Regions from separate parts of the Homo sapiens genome. Here region 2 is linked to region 1. A link is a loop called in an ENCODE intact Hi-C map of the cell type or tissue named here. Cell type or tissue: PC-3. All regions are shown on one strand.

What was found. A loop is a pair of places that touch in the nucleus more often than their neighbours do. Peaks named below come from ENCODE experiments on the same cell type or tissue, not always from the same donor. Only the 100,000 strongest peaks of a DNase experiment are listed, where the experiment ranks them.
Region 2: a loop joins it to region 1, with 4 times the contacts of the local background. A loop is called at or near these places in 1 of 110 quality-filtered maps.

What each region holds. Positions count from the first base shown.
Region 1 is chr7:34,821,660-34,825,659 of GRCh38, forward strand. All of the region lies in intron 4 of NPSR1 (neuropeptide S receptor 1), which reads left to right. It also overlaps a transcript of NPSR1-AS1 not described here. Among named protein-coding and RNA genes, the nearest start is that of NPSR1-AS1, 65 kb to the left of the region's middle. In PC-3, a CTCF peak has its summit at 2,213; no DNase peak of the experiment used is centred here.
Region 2 is chr7:35,001,975-35,005,974 of GRCh38, forward strand. The region is part of intron 6 of DPY19L1 (dpy-19 like C-mannosyltransferase 1); the gene reads right to left. Among named protein-coding and RNA genes, the nearest start is that of DPY19L1, 34 kb to the right of the region's middle. RefSeq lists a silencer at 1,784-2,382. In PC-3, no CTCF peak of the experiment used is centred here; DNase peaks (open chromatin) are centred at 1,427, 2,027 and 2,927; H3K4me3 peaks cover 521 bases; H3K27ac peaks cover 3,058 bases.

The sequences.
Region 1 (4,000 bases):
CACTAGGTTAAAAAATTAGCTGTTTGCTCGTGGAAAATATGTCTAGTTCTGGGAGACACTGTGTAATATCATCAAGAGTGTCCTAAATTATCAGAAAGGCAGCAATTAATATTATAGTGCTTTTCTAAAGATGTAAAACAACTTATTCCCTCACTACAAAATTAAGAGAGGCTCAACATAAGGTGCTTGGAAAATCCTCATCATCAGTAGCTTCTGGGAAAGATGAAAGCTTAGAAACACATTAGCCAGCTGCCTTCCTCTGCCCAGGCCCAACGAAAGTCACTGAAGAAATCTAAAAACAGGGGGAGACCTGCATCTGGAATGAGAGCCAAGGAAAGAAGCCATCCAAATACCAGAAACTTCTAAGAATTCCCAGCACACGAGGGAGCAGATGAAACACGGAAGCCAAGTGTATAATGTATAATTCAGCCCCCGGGAGAACTCCCTGGCCTTGTAGAGGATGAACTGATACTCACAAGTTTATAGGGTGAGGGCAGCCGGTGAGAACGCGACACGAGAGGTTCCAGGAAGCCCAACGCGGGAGTCATTTTAGTACCGCAGCTTGTCAGAATTTAAGGGCAGCTGAGAGGCAGGGTTCGGAGTTTATGCGGCTCAGCTGAGAGAAAGCCGTAGAAAGAAGAGATTCCCCGAGAGTGGCAGGGCTCTCTGGGAGAGTCATGGAGCAGGGAGAAACCAGGAGGGAGTCAAATGTAGCTGTGCAGGCACAAGGCAATGGCCGCTTAACTGAGGGGAGGCCATATTTTATTTATTTTTTACTGCTATTTACTGAAGCAGTATTTTTCTTAGCCAGCAACTCCAGAAAAGTTGACAATTTTAAAGGTCTTCACCAAAAATGAATATGAGAATAATTAGAAAAATATCAAAATAATAAAGAGAAATATGCAGTGTTATATTAAAATGTAATATAAAACTTTGATAATTAAAACAATGCTGGAACCAGAATAACACATATAAATCATACAAAATTTCAAATCAGTTGGCAAAAAATGAATTAGTATACGGTGTTGAAATAGCTGTCTGGCCTTTTTTCAGAATATTAGATCACCACCCACCATAGCTAATAACAAAGTAAATTTTAGTTGGATTGAAAAAATTAACACTTCAAACATAAAAGGAGTAAAAGAATATTTGGGTAACACCTTCATAATTTCAGTGAAGGAAAGGCCTTTCCAGGAACCATATCAAAAGCAGAAGCAAGAAGGAAAATATAGTTTTTTACTACATAAAAATTTAAATTATTTATGTAAATAATAAATATCCATAAACAAACTTAAAAAGCAAAATTATAAATGGAAAATATTTTTATGTAACAGGCAAAGAAAAATATCCTTTTTATAAAGAAGTCTGGCAAAGAAATAAAAACATTCTAATTGAGTAAATGGGCAAAGGGCATGAACAGACTAACAAGAAACAAAGAAACATAAATGAGACCAGGCGCTGTGGCCCACGCCGGTAATCCCAGCACTTCGGGAGGCTGAGGTGGGTGGATCACTTGAGGTCACAAGTTTGAGACCAGCCTGGCCAACATAGTGAAACCCTGTCTCTACTAAAAAAATACAAAAATTAGCTGGGCATGGTGGCATGCACCTGTAATCCCGCTACTCAAGAGGCTGAGGCACAAGAATCGCTTGAACCTGGGAAGCGGAGGTTGCGGTGAGTGGAGATGGCACCACTGCACTCTAGCCCTCTAGCATTGGCAACAGAGCAAGACTTCACCAGAAAAAAAAAAAAAAAAACAACACCATAAATGAATAGAAAATGTATAGAAATATTCATTTTGACTACTAATTAAAGAATTGCAAAATTGAACATTTGGATACAAAATTTTACCAACCACATAACAAGATTAAAAGGAAGAATTATCCAACTATTAGGAGAGTATAAGGAAATTGGTACTTTTGTTGTTACAGTGAGAGCCATAAATAGTAGGCACTTTTGAGGGAAATGTAACAATATTTGTCAAAATTTATAAATCTTCTGTTTCTAAGAGTTTATCCTAAGGAATAACAAGAACTGAGAAAAATAGATGAATATAAATTATTTATAATAAAAAATGGAAAACAACTTAGATAATAATCGGCTATTGATAAAATTGGAGTACAGTATAACCACCGGAAAAAATGTTATTTATCAGTGCTTTTCCAATTGCACTTCCCACAGTGACCCCCAGAGGGCTCATTTTGCTGGCCTGCTCCAGGGCAGATCTGGGAGCTGCTGGCTGTCTCAGTTTCAACCAAAGATACCTGAGCTTTCAACACTTTCCTATACTGGGTTCGAGATAAAATTATATTTGAAGAAAGGATCTTACTACCTGAAAAAAAATGCCACTTGTACAAGTTCATATTTCTTAACAGGAAAAGATGGTCATAACAGGCTTTTCAGAGGAAAAAAATTAGGTTACAAGGTAGGATCTGTATCATGATCTCATTTCTAAATGTGTAATCTATGTATTATATATGCATGCGTTATCAAAATTTAAGCTTGACGTTTCTGGTTGGTGCCACTATGGATTTTTTTCCTTTTCGCTTATTTTTATTTGCTAGTGTTTCTATAATCAATGTGTGTAACTTATACGATTTTATAAAAAGGTAAATGAGTTACATGGAAAAGAGGAAGGCTAAGCGGCAGAGAAGTACAGAAATGGACAAGAGCACATGGAAGAGGGAGTCTGACTTTCCGGGGGTGAGAAACATGAGACAGTCTACCTTATATGCAAACCTGCATTTCATCTGTTCGATCCTGGATCCTTCAGCCCTGAGAAGTCACTCTTCATGGCAAATGGGCTCAGCTGCCTGGAAGGCCATCAGTCTCCCTGCTGTGGCAGCTGCGTCACAGCCTAAGAGAGTGGGGCTTTCACAGTGTAGCCCCAGCACCAGTAAGAGAAAAACAGCTCCAAGCCTATACCCTGCTGGGCCTTTGGGGAAACATCTTCGGAGACCTTGGTAGAATTGATTCTAAAGTATGATTCTATACTCTCTTCCCTGTCCATCCCTCTCAAAAGTGAATGCACTGTTCATCCATCAAGTGGAAACTTTGTGGGGCCCAGGAGTCACACGTTGCCCTTAAGAGTGCCCTGGAACCTATAGAAGAAGATGACATTAGAATTCTAACCATTGAAAGAACAAGAGCACAGGGGGCAGCTACTAATGTCACCCAGGACCATAGAAACCCATCAGGCTTCACACCCCCACCATCAAGAAGAACCCCCTCCAGTCCTATTACCTGCCCTCTTCATCCCACCCTGCTTCTTTCTTAATCTGAACTCCCACTGCTTCTCTCCACGCCTGGTTTTTCTCTGTTCCTTTAGGGACCAGCTCCCCTATGCCATCAAACTCCTAATGGGAGGCTCCCTCCACCTCCTGCCTCCTGAGGTGGCTGATTCCCTTAAGACATCTCAAGAGGATGCTCCTCAACCTTCCTTTTTAGGTACCTCATGGCCTGGTGGTGGTGAAGACATTTTCCTACCGTTCTAGACCACCTCCAGGCCTTTTCTCCTTCAGTATTGCATACGCATGCCCTCTCTGTTTCTCTGATGCTCATGCTATCAGTCTAGACTACCTTCTACAACACCTCCCCATATGTCTGTGCCCATATGGCCATGGCCCTCATCCAGTGAAGATGTTGACACTATTCTCAGTCTCTCACCTTTCATACTGTCCTAATCACAGGTGACTCGATGTCTACATAAACTAAGTCTAGTGAGAGGGCTTCACATGATGACTCACAGAGCTTGACATGTTCCCTGCATTTGAAAGCATTGTGGACCAATGACTACATCACACCTGAGAATGTTGAAGAGAAGCTGGCTGGCGCTGTGGTCCTAGCCCAGGGGGCTGATGTAAAACCTGCATCATGAAGTTTGCCTGAGGCTGTGTTAAAAAAGATCCTGCCCCAGACATTTCTGCCAGAGAAAGAGGCCTCCCTGAAGGTCACCAGGGAGGGTGGAAGGTCACTGCCCAAGTCAAGGAAGTGGCCACCA
Region 2 (4,000 bases), 180 kb after region 1:
ATTGGCTGGGTGTGGTGGTGCGTGCCTGTAGTCCCAGCTACTTGGAAAGCTGAAGCAAGAAAAAATTGCTTGAACCCAGGAGGCCAAGGTTGCAGTGAGTCAAGATCGTGCCATTGCACTCCAGCCTGGTAACAGAGCGAGACTCCAGCTCAAAAAAAAAAAAAAAAACAAAACAAAAAACAACAACAAAAAAAACCCACACACACAAGCTAGAAGATGCCAAGGTTATTCTGGGAGGGTAAAAACATCATTAATACCCTTAGAGAGAATATTTATTGAATCCAAGAAACAAAAATAAAATACTATTTTTTAAAAAGGAATGTTTATAGAACAAACAAAACTTCTTGGAAATTAAAAGCATGATAATGAAAAATAAAAACTCAGTAGAAGGTTGGAAAAAATAAGGCTGATAAAATGTTCTAGAATGTAGAACAAAGCCAAAGAGCTTAAAAATGGGGGGAAAAAAAAGAAAATTAGAGGACTGGAAACTACAAACATCCAAACAAAAGTTCTGAATCAGAAAACAAAGGGAATAAAATAAGTAAAGAAATAATTCAAGAAAATTCTCAGAAATCAAAGGCATGATTGAAACAACCCATCAAGTGTCCAAGAGAACACATGAAAGCAGATCTACACTGAGACATATTGCTCTGAAATTTCAGAACCATAGAGACAAAGAAGATATTCTACAATCTTCCAGAGAGAGGAAGGGGAAGCAAAGGTCACATACAAAGGTTTAGAAATTTGAATAACTTAGGAACATCTGAATAGCATCATCTGAAGCAACCAACAATGTTCTCTTTTCTTCTTTTGAGACGGAGTCTTGCTCTGTCGCCCAGGCTGGAGTGCAGTGGCACAATCTTGGCTCACTGCAAGCTCTGCCTCCTGGGTTCACGCCATTCTCCTGCCTCAGCTTACTGAGTAGCTGGGACTACAGGTGCCCGCCACCACGCTTGGCTAATTTTTTTGTATTTTTTAGTAGAGACGGGGTTTCACTGTGTTAGTCAAGATGGTCTCGATCTCCTGACCTTGTGATCCACCCACCTCGGCCTCCCAAAATGCTGGGATTACAGGCGTGAGCCACCGTGCCCGGCCAGCAACCAACAATGTTTTCAAGTCTAGAGTTCAACACTCGGCCAAACAGTGAACCAAATACGAAAGCAAATAAACACATTTTGCAAAGTTTCATAAAATGTTTACTTCCCAGCTATCTACTCTCAAGACCTACCTACTAGAAGATGAGGTCTACCAAAGAGGGAAAATAAACCAAGAAAGAGGAACAAACAGGATAAGGGCACAGGGGATCCAACAGGGGAGAGCAGTCAAGGAAATCCCAATGGGATGCCAAAAGGACAGATGTACACAAACCATGGAAGGTAGCCAGTCCAGAACCAAGTACTGACTCATGCCCAAAATCTCCACATTTTATTTGTGTGAGCCTGGATGAGCCTGGACCAGATTCTTGTCTGTATTTTATCTTGGCTCCACATACTTTACTGCTGGCATCAGTTAAAGACACTTATATCACTCACAGAAGTTGTTCTGCTTTGATATGCTCCAGAGAGCCAGGGTAAACAGTGGTGAATTTAGAAAGAGGGAACAGCTCTTCCCCTCATGATATTTCTGCTGGATATTCAGTACCTGGCCACTACATTTCTGCCAGATGTCCCTACCGACTGAGTCCTACATTTATCCCAGGCTCATGACGTTGCCTACTGATGTCCTGAGGAATCAGGCTCCTGGTTGAAAACCTATATGGGATTTCTCAGGCCTGGCCATATGCAAGGCTTTGCCTGACAGGCCTCACAGGGAAAAGAAGCCCTTCACACACCAGGCTTGGTGCAGAGCCAGTGTACTGTAGTCTCTCAGGGGAGTTGCAGTCAATGACTCAGCCACTTCTGGGTGATAAAGCTCTTCTTATATTTGCCTTCCTAGCCCAGGCACCTTTATTTCCTGGTCCTTTTCTCTGCTGTGGCCTGGCGGAGAGGGGCTCCTTGAACAGGCCGCTCCCCACTCTGACTCAGACTCTGCACTCTTTGGCTCCTAGCCCTTCTCCTTTGCCCCATCACTTCAAGAACCATAAACTACAGGAGCCTTTTGTTCCCTTTTGATGGGGGTGAGACATCCTGATCGTCACATCTCACGTATACCATTACAGTAAATGATTAAAGGCTTAACTCTCACTTTTGGCTTGTCGCTTTAACCAGCCACTCCAATACCTGGCAGCTCAGCTCCCTCCCCTAGCTCAGCTGCGCTCCTGACAGCCTCAGAAAGTTCCCTCAGGGAACCTAAAGACCATGACTCAGAAATTCTCTTCTTCTGGGAACTTTCATCTAACAAGGGCAATAGTGTCCTCCCCTTAAGCAGCTAGGTTTGTGCCTGATACTCAGTTTTTCAAAACTAAACACACCATATTTAAGGGTAAACACATGAGTGGCACAATCATAAAGAAAAACAAGGAAAACATTGGTCCAAAAGTTAGGATGTCATTTCTTCTGAGGGTTGAGGGAAGGAAAGAGAATGTATTAAGAAGGAATTTTAAGGGTATGAAAGCTCTGATAATTTATTTATTTTTCTAATCTGTGTCATGGGTACATAAGTATTCATTTTACTAATCTTTAAACATGTATATAAAGATTTTACACAATTCCATAGTCATAACATTTTACACATAAAAAAGTATTTTACTGGTTATTTATTTACTGGGTCATAGATAATACACTCATATGATAGCAATGCATAAAATAAAGTAAGAAATTTCACACAGCTGTTTCTTATAAGATCCTCAATATAAACTGAAGGGATAATTTAAAAGTAAAGTTCCAGTAAAAGTATTGCATGGGATACAATAAACAAAAGTCCAAGTAGGCAGCAGTGACTGGGCAGCTGTCAGTCAATAATGAGACACTCCGCAGGGGCATTGTTCTGTCTCCCCCAGGATGACTCATCAGCCACACTCACTGCCCACTGTTTTCTCCAGAAGACCTCCTCAGATGGCACTTGTTCTAGAATGGAATCAAAGGCTGAAGAGTCTAAAAATCTAATGGGTTATTTTGGGGGCAACCTCAGATAGGATACTGAATGGGAAAGAACTCAGAGTCTAACATAAGATCTAAAAATCAACTTAAGTACTTTTATAATTCTACCATATTTCTCTTATTTTAGGCAAAGGAATTTTTGTCTATTCTTCAGCTCCAGTTTTAAGGAGAGTAGTAGGAACTCTGAAGACAGAGGCAGCAGTAATCAGGGGAGAACGATACAAAGAAATGAAGCTCAAAAAGACAGCACCAGAGTCCTCTCTGGCCAGCCACAGGCCTGGTCTGTGAAAACCCTGAGTGGTTTCAGGCATCATTTCACCATCCTAAGATTCAAAACAAATCAAGCAATCAAAGGCAGGGCTGCTAAGTAAGCAGCTGCACAAGCAGAGCAGTGGGAGAGGTGAATGGGACCAGGGCCTCGCTGCTGGGGAGAGGAGGAAGGGGTGGGAGACTAGATGGGGGTAGCAAGGGGACCCAAGGGAAGTCCAATTAAAAAGTTTTATTGGCCAGGCACAGTGGCTCACACCTGTAATCCCAGCATTTTGGGAGGCCGGGGTGGGTGGATCACCTGAGGTCAGGAGTTTGAGACCAGCCTGACCAAAATGGTAAAACCCTGTCTCTACTAAAAAAAAAAAAAAAAAAAAAAAAAAATTAGCCAGGTGTGGTGGTGCGCGCCTGTAATCCCAGATACTCAGGAGGCTGAGACGAGAATTGCTTGAACCCGGGAGGTGGAAAATGCAGTGAGCTGAGATCGCACCATTGCACTCCAGCCTGGGCAACAGAGTGAGATTTCGTCTCAAAAAAAAAAAAAGTTTTGTCTTAATTTTGTCATGTGAGAGAGAAGGTAAGGGATGAACACATTCTGAGGCGGATGGGAAGGAACCAGGAAAGCAAGCCTGAAGGACAGCAACAGGCAAAGAACTGGCAGCCAGTAGGGATAAATCTAATACCTACAAAGGAAT